Regions from separate parts of the Homo sapiens genome. Here region 1 is linked to region 2. Evidence: chromatin loops called from intact Hi-C (ENCODE). Cell type or tissue: Caco-2. All regions are shown on one strand. Links, peaks and the distances in the headings refer to the core of each region. The heading gives the core; the rest is flanking DNA.

Region 1 (8,099 bases), core at 1,359-6,358, 86 kb before region 2:
CTAGGTACATAAGGCCCTGCTGAGAGCCCTGAGGTGGAGGGCATTTGTGGAGGGAGGGAAAGAAGTTATCTCATCTTCCCTTGAGGAATTTGCAGTCTAGACAGAGGCCCAGGCATTTATTCACAGAGAAGTTGAGACTACATATGATTAAGTGACAAATGTTTGGTACAAGTTGGTACAAGCAATATAAGCCTTAGGATGTCAGAAGAGAGAAAAATTTCCTTAGATGGGAGGATGGGGTTTGGAGGTTGATGTGTAAAGGCACTGGCCTTACAGCATGGATAAGATTTGAGAGGCAGGAGCGGGTGAGAGGATTCCACCAGGGAGGAAGGAGATATGGCAGGTGACACAGCCTGGATGGAATGGACAAGCTGTGTGGAGAGGCCGTTCCTCCATGAGCCCTGGCAATTGTTGGTTTGAGGAGCACCAGGGCATCATTCATTTTCACTCTCCTTTCACTTCCTATAGCAATATATATATTTTTGATCATGTAGGTTGTATTTTGAAATGAGTGCAAAGGCAATGTACATTTGTTCATAAAATGACATTATCATTTTGCATAAATAAAATAACACTAAAAATTATATATTGTGATAAAGATAGAGAAAGAGGTTTTAGCAAACTTCTTTTTCATCAAAGAATATATCAGTTGAATGAAAAATAGGTTCTGTGTTTGCGTAAATATCTTCTTCCTTTCAGTATACTCTTTCTCTTTTCTTCAGAAATCTCATGAAGCCCACAGACTTTATAGTAAGTACTTTTTTCTCGTTCTTTTTTTTCAACTTCTATATTAGAATCAGAGGATACACGTAGATGCCGAGGTTTGGTGTACGAATGAAACCTTCACCCAGGTAGTGATCATAGAACCCAACAGGTAGTTTTTTTCAACCCTTATCCCACTCCCACCCGCCTCACTCTTGTATCCCCCATTGTCCATTGTTCCCACTTTTATGACCATGTGTACCCAACTTCTAGCTCCCACTTAGAAGTGAGAACCTGTGGTATTTGGTTTTCTGTTCCTGCACTGATTTGCTTAGGATAATGGTTTCTGGCTGCATCCATGTTGCTGCAAAGGACACAATCTCATTCTTTTTTATGGCTGCATAGTATTCCATGGTGTATAGGTACCACATTTTCTTTATCCAATACACTGTTGATGGGCACCTGGGTTGAATCTATGTCTTTATAGCAAGATTTCTGATTGAAACACAAAGACTTTCTCTTCTGCCTTCTGAAAAATGTTAAGAAACTGAACATGTGTGTATGTGTGTATATATATGTGTGTATATATGTATATATATGTGTGTATATATACACGCACATATGTATATGTGTGTGTGTGTGTGTGTATATATATATATATATATATATATATATATATATATATATATGCTTTTCCATGGCCCTGAGAAGTTGCTTAAGCCTCGACAAATTTCCTATCACCTCCATGGGGGGGTGCTTATCTGCCCTGATAAGGGCCCCATAGGCTTTTCATGGTCCTGCTTACCCTCTCACACCCCTGAAAATGTTTCATTTATATGATGTCTTCCAACTTGAACTTGAAGAGATGACATTCTTTTCACTGCTCCCTCAGTGCCAAATTAATATCCAAAGTACAGTTGAAGTTTAAAGATTCAGTCTGTTGGACTGGGAACTGGATCCTAGCTTCTATTTATCTGCCTGTCTAGCTAGTTATCCTCTTTTTCTCCCACTCTCTCTCTCCTGGTCTCTCTTTCAATCTCCCTTTCCCACTATCATCTCTCTATCTACCACCTTTTTCCCTCTTTCTGTTTTTGTATCTTTCTATCTGGCCATCACTTACTGGTCATCTCTTTCTCTCTCTTCCTGCCAACCCTATCTACCGCCCCTGTATCTATCCTCTATCCTTGCATATTTGTGTATGTAAATATTTTAAAATATACCTTTATATTTGGGAAAAAATGGGTTAAAGTAATACTTTTTGATCAGGCTGTTGATAAAGTAATCTTAACAGAAATGGCACAAGAACAAGTCGCTATCTACAAAGGAAACCAAGGCCAGTAAACCCAACACAAAGTTTTAGAATAATTGCAATGTAAGGTGCCCTGGAATTATTTCCACACTCAAAATCATTTTTTTTTTCCATTTGAAGCGATTTGGCAGAGGGAAAATTACACCTTTTCCCCTTGCTATACAAAGAGATGCCCCCTCTTCATTCTTTTGTAATTCTAATACAAACCTTGGCAAATGAGACATGGGTTCTAAGGAACATCAAATTCCATGAGTTGAGGAATATCAGAAATAGGCATTTTGCTTCAGTTGGGCAAAATAGCATCTGTGTGTGAGGATGAGACTAAAAGATTACTCTTCTAGTGTGTTTCCATGTGTAACACATGCTGTATTCAAACTGCCAATTTGTTATTGGCTTTATGTCCTATTCATAGCATTGATTTCGTGTTCATCCTGTTTCCTAAGTTTTGGGTACTCTGTAGTATACATGTTTCTTTGCATCCACCATGATTTCTCCGTGAAAGCTGCGTTCCCAGTCCTTTGTTCATTCCCTGTCTCTTTCCCCTTACCTTCCCCCTGGGCCTAATTATGAAACAACTTCAAATAAATACAAAAATTTTTAAACAAAAAAAAATTCTGCTTCCTGTGAGCAATTGCCTAGCTTTCCCCCCTCTTTTCTCTTCAAGAGTTCTAATTCACTTGGAGTACCATGCAGTTGGCCAGGCCTGAGATTTCTGGAAGCTGTAATTGTGTCTCATTAATTCTTACAGTAATGTAGGGTAACTATAAGGAACATGCAATTAGTGGTTTGGTCAATGAACAGAGCAGTTAATCAGCAGACAAAAGATGGGGCTCAGGGCCCATTAGGCTAAAAGGAAGTGTGAGGGCTGTTCCGGGCTCCAGGAATGTATTCGAACATGCCTGACTGTTGGACAGGCTCAGAAGACTATGTTTGTCTTTTTGCTAAACCGGCTTTTTTTTTTAATTGGTGTGGTATGTGTTTATTCAAACACTTGAGAGATTCCTGAGTATTCCGCGAGAGTACCCCAAGCCTTTTTCTCTCCTTGCGTTAGCTGGCCTCGGCTTCTTCCCTCCATTGTGCAAATAAACCCCCAATACACACATAACAAAAAAGCAAAAACAAGCCAAAAACAAACGAACCGACCTCCACAATAAAAATAAAGAAGAAGAAAAGCACAATACTGCTTTACTGGAGTGTATTAAACATGGAAGTCCTGAGCTGACCCCTCTGTCATCAGAAAATAAATGAATGTGGAGACCAATAACGTTGAAATAAGCTTTTGTGTTCTCAATCATCCCCTCCGTATCCATCTCTAGAAAGTGGACCTTTATGCTTTTGAATGGAGGTGCTTTAAATACATGTAAATGTATGCAGATAAGCATATGAGTTTTAAAATGTTGCAGGCCTTATAGCTACAAGTAACCTCAATTGTGTGTTTTCTGTGAGAAAATCTTGTCACATTACTTTGGAAATTTGAATACAGAAGTTAACCCCAAGGAATAAGGTCCCTTTTTCTGGGTAACATGGACTGTACTGCCCTTGCCTAGAAAAACCATGTGAAGTTTACAGATAGAATCCTGTGAAATGTTGTAAATGTGAAGCGATGATTATACAAGAAAATGGATTTATCAATAATACATTGCCCTGGGGTAATTCTGAGCTTGAGCAAACAGTTCTTCAAATAGCATGACATCGCTACTCCTAAGTAAAGCATACATTTGGAATGAAGAAGGAATGATTACATTTGCTTTTCAAAAGTGAAACCAGTTTAATTATTAACTTATTTCCTGAGTCAAGTGCAGGTCTGAAAACAAAGGTAGGGTTTTTTCTTTCTCCAAACCTGTCTGCGGTCTTATCTTCTTGGGATTCACATTGGAAACAAAGAAATGTTCAAAAAATGAATTCTCTTAGGCATTATGTTAGAGCTTCAGCTGTTTTGAATAATTAGCTTCATTTTTTAAATATTTGAAACATTTTTTACTTGGAGATAAGAATAGCCTAGTGGACGATGAGAGTTACAAATGATATACCCTTCTTATCAATTAATTAGGAACAGTAAACCCACTCAACCTCTTTTTTTGCTTATTTTGATTTTCTTCTGTAAAGAAGTGTTTTATTTATTTATTTATTTATTTATTTATTTATTTATTTATTTATTTTTGAAATGGAGCCTCACTCTGTTGTCCAGGCTGGAGTGCAATGGCGCAATCTTGGCTCATTGCAACCTACCCCTCCCGGGTTCAAGCAATCCTTCTGCCTCAGCCTCCTGAGTAGCTGGGATTACAGGCGTGCACCATCACACCTGGCTAATTTTTGTATTTTTAATAGAAACAGGGATTCGCCATGTTGGCCAGGCTGTTCTCAAACTCCTGACCTTAGGTGATCTGCCTGCCTCGGCCTCCCAAAGTGCTGGGATTATAGGTATGAGCCACTGCACCCAGCCAAGAAGTGTTAATTTTTAATTCAAAACATCATGAAGTTTCTCATTTCCTTCAATGACATGCCATGCATTGTTTCAGAAATTGGGAGACTGGTGGGGATAGGGAAGGCGGTTTAATTCTGCACCAACTAGCTTTGGAGAGACAAAGGAATTAACCTTTGCACCTCAGTTTCCTCATCTGTAAAATAAGGATTTTTAGTCAAAGTAATCTTCAAGTCTCCTTTTAACTGTGCTCTTTTGCGACTCTTTTCAGCCAACAGTGAAACTGTTCCGAGTATTATTTAAACATAGGATTTATGTCACAAACTATCCATGGTAAACCATGGTTCCAGTTTGCTGCTGCTGATGCGGGCTATGGAATCATTAGAGGTTACTACCAGCATTAAATTTGTTGTAAAAGGATTTTCTCTGTAATCAGTTTTTTTCTCCTTGTTTTGATTTGCCTGATTGCTAAATAGCTCCCTTGTTTCCTAGTGAATAACACTCCTTCATGTTTCAGGAGCTTGTAATTACCTTGGTCTTTCGGGCAGCATGCTGTCTGCCTGCTTTCATCTGTGAGTGGTCTCTACTGGTCTAGGGTTTCATGTTGTGTATCATAAATCTCAGCAACAAACGGACTTCAAAATCTTCTGTACTTCTGTAAAGTGATACAGTTGGGTTTTATGGTTGCACATTGCTTTATAAAGTAATCTGCTCTGGAATACATCTCAGAAACCATAAACACGGTGGCTGGGTATGGTGGCTTATGCCTGTAATTCCAGTGCTTTGGGAGGCCAAGGAGGGAAGGATTGCTTGAGGCCAGGAGTTCAAGACCAGCCTGAGGAACATAGTGAGACCCTGTCTCTTCCAAAAAAAAAAAAAAATTCGTTGGGAGAGGTGGTGTGTGCCTGTAGTTTCAGCTACTCAGGAGGCTGAGGTAGGAGGATCACTTGAGCCAGGGAGGTTGAGGTGGCAGTGAGCCATGATGGTGCCACTGCACTCTCGCCTGCCAGAACAAGACTCTGCCTTGAAGAGAGAAGAAAAAAATGAAGAAACCACAAACATGTTACTTTTCTCATCAGGAATGGTTCTGCTTCCCTTCAGCCTCATACTCCCAAGGAAAAGTTATTCACATATATATCGGCCACTTAGGAGGCCCATCCATACCCCGACCTGGCTGGAATTTCCGATACTGCTCAGCCCTCAAGGTCCAATCCATCCTGTTGGTTTCTCTGTCTTTTGTGACCCAACCCCTTTCCCTAAGACTTTACCTTTAACCACCCTTCCCATTTTAGAAATTCTGTCTTCTCATCAGATTGCACTGGGCAAAAGTCTTTCCTTCTTTTCTTTCCTGCCAAGATTTTCTCCAGCATAAATGTAATCTTCAGAGAATACAGAAGAATCAGTAAATTAACAATACATTCATGACTTATTCACGGCACAGGGTCAGAAACTCTCAGGCCAACATAGGCTAGGCAGATAACGTAGGAGTTGGGTGAGCCCGAGAGAAAATCACAGAAAGTGGTGGCGGGGCGGGGGTGGGGGGTATAGCGTTGAGGAGATGGGAAGCCGGGGTTGGTGAGGGGGTGGGGGGTGGAGCCCTCCAAAGGACAGGCCTCTGCTAAAGACAGCAGCCTGCACTCCCTCCAGCCAATTATCGCCATACGGGAATGTAACCTGATATGGTTAGAGCTTCTGATTTAAAAAAAATAATAATAAGTTGGAAATGTAGATTTTATGCAAACTCTCCCAATTTTTATTTTTATATTTATTTATTTATTTATTTTGGGACAGGGTCTCTCTTTGTCACTCAGGCTGGAGTGCAGTGGTGCAATTTTGGCTCACTGCACCCTCAACCTCCTGGGGTCAAGCAATCCTCCTGCCTGAGCCTTCCAAGAAGCTGGGACTACAGATGCACGCCACCATGCCTGGCTAATTTTTTTTTAATTTTTTTGGTCAGCACAAGATCTCACTATGTTACCCAGGCTGGTCTCAAACCCCTGGCCTCAAGAAATCCTTCTGCCTCAGCCTCCAAGAGCACTAGGATTACAGTTGTGAGCCACCACTCTGGTAAAACTGCCTTTTGTTTAATTACTTGTGCAAGGGATCTTTTTGTTTTGAAAGGGTAAGCTGAATAAGAGAAAGTTTGTTTTTAGATTATTCAAATTACTTTAATTCCAAGGAGTTGGGTGAGGCAACAATATGTATTGCCCATAATATGAGGATGTTATTTAATTATATCTGGAGTTACTTGGCCAAGAGGGTGGTTAAAAGTTAGGTAATTTTTCTCCTTTAACCCTCACCATCCTGTGTGACATTCTCATATTTAATGCACGTAGAAGCCAAGACTTGTCACGGAGTTAGTAAGTGGTAGAGCCTGGCCCTAGCTCAAAGGTGCATGCTCTGCACCGTCCCTGCCAAAGGGCTGGTCCAGGATCTCGGACATTCTTCAGCCTGACATTCCAGGTTCCATGCCGGATAATTATCCTCAGGATAATGCAGGGGTTACCTACTATTTTAAAAGAACTACAATCTTGGCCAGGTGCAGTGGCTCACGCCTGTAATCCCAGCACTTTGGCAGGCCGAGACGGGCGGATCACCTGAGGTTGGGAGTTCACGACCAGCCTGGCCAAGATGGTGAAACCCTGTCTCTACAAAAATACAAAAATTAGGCTGGGCGCCATGGCTCATGCCTGTAATCCCAGCACTTTGTGAGGCAGAGGTGGGTGGATCACCTGAGGTCAGGAGTTAGAGACCAGCCTGGCCAACATGATGAAACCCCGCCTCTACCAAAAATACAAAAATTAGCCAGGTGTGGTGGGGGGCGCCTGTAATCCCAGCTACTGGGGAAGCTGAGGCAGGAGAATTTCTTGAACCCTGGAGGCAGAGGTTGCAGTAAGCCGAGATTGTGCCACTATACTAGAGCCTGGGCAACAAGAGCAAGACTCTATTTCAAAAAGAAAACAAAAACAAAAGCAAAATTAGTCAGGCATGATGGTGGGTGCCTGTAATCCCAGCTACTCGGGAGGCTGAGGCGGGAGAATCATTTGAACCCGGGAGGTGGAGGTTGCAGTGAGCAGAGGTCACGCCATTGCACTCCAGCCTGGGCAACAGAGCAAGACTCCATCTCAAAAAAGAAAACAAAACAACACAAACAAACAAAAAAACAAAACAAAAAAACAAAACTGCAATCTTAAGGAATTGAAGGTTCGTTAGACTTTGGTTGAAGGACCTGAGAGAGTAGAATTCCTTCAAAGTGTTCCTGAGGCAGGTCTTTATCCCTGAACATCTCAAAGAATAGAAAGCATGGGAGGGACTTACGCTTCAGTTGGCCAAGTGGTCACATGCTTCGTATGATTTGGTATGGACTGCCAAGGGCCCCCTGCTGCTTCCAAAATAATTCCATCATCAGGCTGCCGTGCTCTCAGCCATTTCCACCATTAGAAACCCATTCCTTTGGGTTAATAAAATGATCTCTAGAAATGCCTTGACGACCTACAAGTGGCAGGAGACTGGCTGAAATAACACATGAAAACTGTAGACTGAATGATTTGATAATATTAGCAAAACTTTGAAATAATATGAGACAAGACATGGTATTTGTAACACATATAAAATATTTAACAGTGCCTGGTGTATAGTAAACAGTCAAACAGTGTTCAACGAGCA
Region 2 (8,099 bases), core at 1,261-6,260:
TCTTTCAGTAAGTAAAGTAAGATATTCTGTTGGAAAGATTGTCTCCAAAGCTCTGAATGGGTAGTCAGAGAATGTGCCAGCAACATAAAAATCCTCCTTCAGCTGGGGGTGTCTTCTGATAAAGACATTTCTTAGCTTGTCCCTGTGAGAAATTAGTTCACAAGTCTTTTCTGTTGACACATTCTTCTCTTGTCCCAGGAATGTGAGTTTCAGAAATATGCTGAGCTGATCCTAGAAAGGTTTCAAAGTCCTCGGCAGCTCAATGCTTTTGGGACAAGTTTGTTTGTTTTAATAAAAGTTAAAATAAATAATTTAGGCAATTAATTGAAAAGATGAATACGATTTCAAGTCTGTATAGCCGTTGTCCTGGTTTACCCTACTTGAAAAGTATTTGTAAATACCCTATCCCAGCAGTTATTTGCCTATTATGATGTGGATTTCAGTGCAACTTTCACATGACTCTTTCGGCATTTGCCAATCTCTTTTGCTGATTCAAGACAGAAAATCTTGGATAGAAAATACCTAGGCACTGAGCTGTTCTCTTTATTTTATTTCTGCTACCGATGATCATCCTCATCATTTTTCACTGAAATTCTAAATGGAAATCCATAATTGTGTTTCGGAAAAACTGTTATATATATAATTTTTTTATTCTTTAGATACATTGATTGAATTTCCAGGCAGCAAAGCTAAGTGATTTGGAACTCACTTTTCAGTGTTTATCTGTGGTTGCACACAGGCCCTTCTGTAACTCTTTTCTGGAGTTCCCTCTCCTCTTCTTCGAAATCCCCTTTAGACTTTTGGTTAATATATGCTATTCATTTTCCCCAGGAAAATTCAGCTCTGGAGCCTGGTGACAGATCTGATTCTGTGTAATTGATGATGAGTATAAATTTCAGTTGCTTCTGTTCTTTGTAGCAAGGGCAGGGATGTAAGGTCATATTGGTGAGGCCCAGACTCTAAGACTAAGGGCCTTTTGTGTTTTCTTAAGATTTCAGGAAGTTTGAGTCGTTTATTTAGTGTAGCACAGTTAAGACACATTAGACGGGTTTCTCTGAAACTAAGTCATTCACGTGTCTACCTTTTGCTAAACTGTAGAACCGTCCCTGGTTCTGATAATGTCGCAAGGCCCTATGTGAAGGTGAGAAGCTACACCTTTAAGTTTATGACATTTTAACTAGGCATGGCCCAATTAACCTCTGCCCTTTCTCGAGTTCATCAGGAAATAGACTCTAAATACTCATTGCTTAATGGTAGGTTTGTGGTTATAATTACACATTACCAAAATTAAGTCTAGTAACAGGAAATGTGTGAGAACTAATCTATAGAAACAAAAACAATCTTTGACTTACCTACAGTTTCATTGGAATTTCTCTCTTGAGTCCATTTTCCTTTAAGTCAATAAAAAGCTGGGGTTGCTTGTTAAAACTTCTTTGTTGGCAGCCACTTTGTGGCCCCTCTGCTCTGTTTCTTCAGGGGACTGTCCTGAGCTTGAGTGACCACGGGAGGCCTTAGGGAACGCTTAGGATAATCGTGGCAGATGCCATTCACTTTGATTAGAGCTTCCTAATGTCATAATTTTTTATCTTAATGGTATCCAGAAACACACAGTTGGGTCCATGAATGCATCGAACAGATCAAGTTTTGCTATGTTTACCTCTGTCAAAGACATATTCTTGGTGGTAGAAACAGTGGGCCCTTGGGATCTCTGGGTCCCACACCTGAAGATTCAACCAATGTGGATCAAAAATATTTTTTAAAAAAGGATGATTAGGTCTGTATTGAACATATACAGACTTTTACATCTTGTCATTATTCCCTAAATAATACAGTATAATAACTGTTTACATAGCATTTGTATTAGGTATTATAAGTAATCTAGAGATGATTTCAAGCATGTCAAAGGGTGTGTGAATGCTATATGCAAATACCACACAATTTTATATCTGGGACTTGAGCATCTGTGGGTTTTAGTATCTGCAGGAGGCCGTGGAGCCAACCCCTTGCAGATATTGAGGGACAACTGTATAGAACAAATGCTAAAATCAGCAAACAAATGAAAATATGACTTGTATTATTGAAGGAGATAAGATATGTTCTTCCTACAGGAAGTCTTGGATGGGACCTAGGGGATGTTTCTGTCCATGCTCTGCAATTGACTGAGGAACCAGGGCCACTTAGTTTCTGTCCTTGCTTTTAAATTTCTGGAATGGAAATAACAGAGCATGCACAGCCTCTGTATTTCCCAGAATTTTTTGGCAGCAAGTGAAATACTAGCTTTTAAAAAGCACTTTATAAACATGAAGAAGTTAAAAGGTTTAGTGGCTAAAATTCCAAGCTCTGGAGTTAGACAAACCTGAGTTTGAATCCTATTTAATAGGATTTCTCCCATATACTAGCTATGTGCTCCTGGGCAAGTTGCTTTACTTTTTTTTAACCTCAGTTCTAATTTGTAGAAGATGGTGAATCACATGCAGCTGAACCTTGAACAATGTGAGGGTTAGAGGCACTGACCCCCTTCACAGTTGAAAATCCTTGTATAACTTTTGACTGCCCAAAAACCTGACTACTAATGGTCTACTGTTGACCAGAAGCCTTACCCATTACATAGTCAATTAACACACATTTTATACAACATATGTATTCTATACTGTATTCTTAAAGTAAGCTAGAGAAAAGAAAATATTATTAAGGAAACCATAAGGAAGAGAAAATGTATTTACTATTTGTGAAGTGGAAGTAGTCACCATAAAGGTCTTCATCCTCATCATCTTCACTTTGAGTAGGCTAAGGAGGAGGAAGAAAAGGAGGGGATTGTCTGGCTGTCTCTGGTGGCAGAGGCGGAAGAAAATCTACATGTAAGTGATCCTCTGCAGTTCAAATCCATGTTCTTAAAGGGTCAACTGTAGTCTGTCATCTACTTACATAGCTGCAGTGAGGATTAAATCAGATGACGGGCACAAAGCGTTCAGAATGCTGTTTGAGATGCAGTAAATATTCCAGCACTGTTAGCTAGCTTGTGCTGGTAATATAGATGAACTGCATGGTCAATATGGATGAGGCTGATTTCATCCTCTGAGAAGTGGGAGGAGACATGTGTCTGGTGACTGCAGCAAGGTCTGCAGAACCCCCTTAGCTCTGTTGCAGGCTGAGCAGAGAATGAAGAAGGGATGGGTGGAGTGGGGCCCTTTCTGGCTCCTTCAGCTCCTTATCTCCCTGGGCAGGGGTGTTTCTATCTGGGAAGCTGAACTCTAGCATTGAACGAAACATGCCTATTGGCAGCAAGGCCAGCATCCTGCTGTCCCAGGCTGTCACTAGACTCTCCCTTTCCCTCACAGTCTTTTTCTTCTCCTCCTGACAACTCCCCTCCCCTCTCCCAGGACCAGCACCTATCCAGGTCACATTCCTGGCACGCTTTCACTCTCAGCTGGTTGTCAACTAAGGTGTTGGCTGATAACAAAGCTATGAACTGATAAGGCTTAATACCTTGGAGTGGTATTTTAAAAGGCCAGGAAGCCTTCAAGAGCTAAAGAAATAGTGGAGTAATAACAGGCATTAAGTGTGCGTGTGTGCGTGTGTGTGTGTGTGTTGGGGAGATATTGCTAATTTGGGGCCAGGAGCCTGGACAATCATTAGAATAAGCCCTCCAGAGACTATCTGTGCCACTAAGGTCACATTAAAATGCTTCTTCCGTCTAAAACTGAAACCGATCCCACTTAGGAGCTAATTGCAGTCATAGTTTTTCTCTTTGAGATTTAATACATTTTACTCAGCCCAGGAAGCCTCAGGACAAGCATAATGAAAATGCAATTAATTAAAATGTTAAAATATTTGTATGCTACATTCTCTGTGATTGAATAAAAGAGTACTCACCATGGTCAGGAATATGAGTCTCAAAGAGTAAAATAAAATAAAAAATAGCTCTTAAGAAAAAAAACTGCTTGCCAAGTATTTTGAGTTGAAGATGTCCAAGTTAAGAGAATGGTAAATACAGGAAGGCAAAGAGTTCCTGTCACTTCCTTCACTGGAATTCCATCTCTTTCTCACCACGCATAGGACAAATTGCACCAAAATGGAAAGCCGCTGGCTGCCACAAGCTAAACCATGCTCAGAAGATTTGAAATTCAATAGTGTTCTACTGCAAGTTGGGGGAAAAGAAGACTGCAGGGAACTCTCTTGTAAAGGATTTGCAAATATTCAACTCATTTTGAAACAGAACAATTGTTATTGAGTGTTGGGCAAGGATTTGTTGATTACAGCGCAGTCACAGGTAACTGTGGATACAGCCTCGTGTGTGTACTCTATTGCCTTTTCAATATCCTTATCATGCTTTTGAGGTTGCAACTAATAGTATTTTTTGAGACTTCATTTTTTTTAGTGCAGTTTTAGGTTCAGAGCAAAATTCAGAGGAAGGTACAGAGATATTCTGTCTATCCCCTCCCTCTACACCTGCACAGCCTCCCCAGTTAACAATGTCACCCACCAAGGGGTGCATTTGTTACAACAGATGAACCCACATTGACACATCATCACCAAAGTCCATGGTTTACATTAGGGCTCACTCTTGGTGTTGTGCATGCTATGAGTTTGGGCACATATACTACATTTGCCTAATGACATGTGTCTATCATGATAGTATCATACAGAGTACTTTCATTGCCCTGAAAATTCTGTGTTCTGACTATTGTTTGCACCACCCCACTTCCAACTCCTGGCAACCACTACTCTTTTTACTGTCCTCATAGTTTTGCCATTTCAAAATGTCATATAGTTAGAATCATACAGTAGGTGGCATTTTCAAATTGGCTTCTTTTTCTTAGTGATATGCATTTAAATTTCCTCCATGTCTTTGCATGGACTGAGAGCTGATTTCTTTCTAGCACTGAATGATATTCCATCTTGGTTGTTTCCAAGCTTTAGCAATTATGAAAAAAGCTACTATAAACATCTATATGCATTTTTTGTGTGGACATGTTTTCAACTCTTTTAGGTAAATACCAAAGATTGTGATTGTCAGATTGTATGTTAAAGGTATGTTTAGTTTTGTTGTTGTTGTTTGTTTGCTTGTTGTTTTTTTAAGATGGAGTCTCGCTCTGTCTCCCAGGCTGGAGTGCAGTGGTGCAATTTTGGCTCACTGCAATCTCCTCCTCCCAGGCTCAAGTGATTCTCCTACCTCAGCCTCCCAAGTAGCTAGGATTACAGGTGTGTGCCACCACAGCTGGCTAATTTTTGTATTTTTAGTAGAGACAGGGTTTCACCATGTTGGCCAGGCTGGTCTCAAACTCCTGACTTCAGGTGATCCACTGCCTCAGCCTCCCAAAGTGCTGAGATCACAGGCGTGAACCACTGCACTCAGCCAAGTATGTTTAGTTTTGTAGGAAACTGCCAAACTGCCTTCCAAAGTGGCTGTGCCATTTTGCACTCCCACCTGCAGTGAATGAGAGTTCCTGTTGCTCCACAACCTGGCCAGTATTTGATGTTGTCAGTCTTTTGGATTTTGGCCATTTTAATAGGTGTGTAGCAATATTTCATTATTGTTTTAATTTGCATTTCTCAATGAATAATATTTTGAGTTATATTTTGAATGATGAAAGAAAGGTGATCCCTGAGTCCTCTACTACAATAAAAGGACATTTTCCGTATCTGCAAAGACTTCCTGAAGGTTTTCCCAAGCCTGTGGGGAGCAGCAGAAGTGAGTTAAGAGAAGCTGTGTGAAGACGACTCCGCCAGCCACTTCCAAACACAGAGCAAAGTTCACTCGTTCATTTAGCAAATATTTATCGAGCCCCTAATGTGTGTGGCACTAGACCAGGCTTTATGGGCACAGGGTGAGCAAAAAGGGCCACATAGTCCCCACTCTACAGGCAGAAGCTGAGTGGGAGGAGTCCCTGGAGCCATGCCTATGGGAAAACCACCTGATCAGGGAGGTCCTGCAAGGCTTCCAGGGGGAGATAATAGTTGGGTTGAGATTTGAAGGGAATTCTGGGAGAAATGGGGAGCAAAGAGTGCTCCGTGCACAAGAGGAAGTATGGTGAGCATGAGGAACTGAAAGGAGGCCTGCATGGCTGGAACACGGAGAAGGAGGGGGGCTGCCCTATGCGGGGGAAAGAGAGGCTGGAGAGACCACTCAGAGCCTTGGAGAAAAACCAATGATTGCCAGACGTGTGGGAAACTGCAGCAGCACCTTTTCAAGGCAACAGGAAAAGGGAGGTTAAAGAGCTGCCTTTAGAAGGGAAAACTGTGAATCAGGACCACTGCAATTATCACTACACAGCAAGAAGCAACCCAGAGGAATGATTAGGAGCATGGACTGAAGCGCGATTGTCTGGAACGGAGTCCTGGCTCAACTGTTTACTTGCTGTATTACCTTGGATAGGTTACTTAACCTCCCTGGGTCTTGATTTCATTACCTGTAGAACTCTTTGTAGGTCCGTGTGCAGATTAAGTGAATCAATATTGAGAGTTTAGAACAGTGCCTGACATGTTTTAAATGCCACATAAGTATTTACTATCATCATCATCATCAACTCATTCTATTTTTTTTTTTAAATAAGAGATGACGTCATGCTATTTTGCTTAGGCTGGAGTACAGTGGCAAGATCATAGCTCTCTGCAGCCTTGAACTCCTGGGCTCAAGTGATCCTCCCACCTCAACCTCCAGGCATACTACCATGCCTGGCTAATTTTGTAATTTTTTTGTAGAGATGGGGTTTCGCTATGTTGCCCAGGCTGGTCTTGAACTCCTGGCCTCAAGTGATCCTCCCACCTCAGCGTCCCAAAGTGCTAGGATTACAGGTGTGGGCCACCACACCCAGTCTCCATTCTTGATTGGGCAAATAAATTTTACATTTGGCAGAATCACTTACAGAGGGTAGGTACATTGAACACATGCTATTTAATTTCACAGTAATCCCCTGGAAAAACATTATTATTTGCATTTTAGAGATAAAAAATTTAAAAATCAGAAAGGTTAAATATCTCATCAAGCAGTTCACAATGAGTAGAGGCTGGATTCAAAACTAGAAGTGTCTGAATTCAAAGTCTGTGCTCCCTGTCAGCCAAGATCTGCTTGAAGACAAACCATTGACTATTATGAGCTTTATATGGAACCAGCTGACAATTAAGGGGTTCTGGTCATGGGCTTGTTGTAGGAAGCATTTGGCTCTCCCAGATCTCTGCTGGTTTTAGAGAATGATGGGAGCAGAGAGAATAATGTTATATGCATTTTTAACTTTAATTACAGATGCATTTTTTTTCCCTTTGAAGAGAATAACTATTCCCAAATACAGGCATACCTCAGAGATATTGTAGGTTTAGTTCCAGACCACTGCAATAAAACAAATATTGCAGCAAAGACAGTTACACAGATTTCTCAGTGCACATCAAAGTTATATTTTTACTACACTGGACTCTACAGCTGCAGTAGCATCATATGTAAAAACATGGACATAACTTAATTGAAAATACTTTATTGCTAAAAAAATGCCGCTAATCATCTGAGCCTTCAGCAAGTTGTAATCTTTTTGCTGGTAGAGCGTGTCACCTCACTGATGGCTACTGATTGATCAAGGTGGTGGTTGCTGAAGGTTGGGGTGGCTGTGAAAATTTCTTAGGGTAAAACAACAACGAAGTTTGCTGCATTGATGAACTCTTTCAGGAAAGATTCATCTGTAGCATGCAATGCTGTTGGATAGCATTTTCCCCACAGTAGAACTTTCAAAATTGGAGTTAAGCCTCTCAAATCCTGCTGTTGTTTTATTGACCAAGTTTATGGAATATTCTCAATAATTTGTTGTCATTTCCACTGTGTTCACAGCATCTCCACCAGGAATAAGTTCCATCTCAAGAAGCTACTTTCTTTGCTCAATTCAATTAGATTTTATCATGAAATTGAAGCAATTCAGTCACATCTTCAGGCTCCACTTCTCATTCTAGTTCTCTTACTATTTCCACCACATCTGCAGTGACTTCCTCCACTGAAGTCTTGAATCCCTCAGTCATCCATGAAGGTTGGAATCAACTTCTTCCAAATTCCTGTTAATGTTGATATTTTGACCTCCTCTCATGAGTTGTGAATGTTTTTAATGGCATTTAGAATG

What was found. Peaks named below come from ENCODE experiments on the same cell type or tissue, not always from the same donor. Only the 100,000 strongest peaks of a DNase experiment are listed, where the experiment ranks them.
Region 1: it touches region 2 in a loop (7-fold over the local background); 1 of 110 quality-filtered maps calls a loop at or near these places.

Annotation. Positions count from the first base shown.
Region 1 is chr10:35,681,931-35,690,029 of GRCh38, forward strand. No RefSeq gene overlaps it. Among named protein-coding and RNA genes, the nearest start is that of FZD8, 44 kb to the left of the region's middle. RefSeq lists an enhancer at 2,034-5,074. In Caco-2, for the core only: no CTCF peak of the experiment used is centred there; no DNase peak of the experiment used is centred there.
Region 2 is chr10:35,767,750-35,775,848 of GRCh38, forward strand. No RefSeq gene overlaps it. Among named protein-coding and RNA genes, the nearest start is that of PCAT5, 6.5 kb to the right of the region's middle. In Caco-2, for the core only: no CTCF peak of the experiment used is centred there; a DNase peak (open chromatin) is centred at 3,392.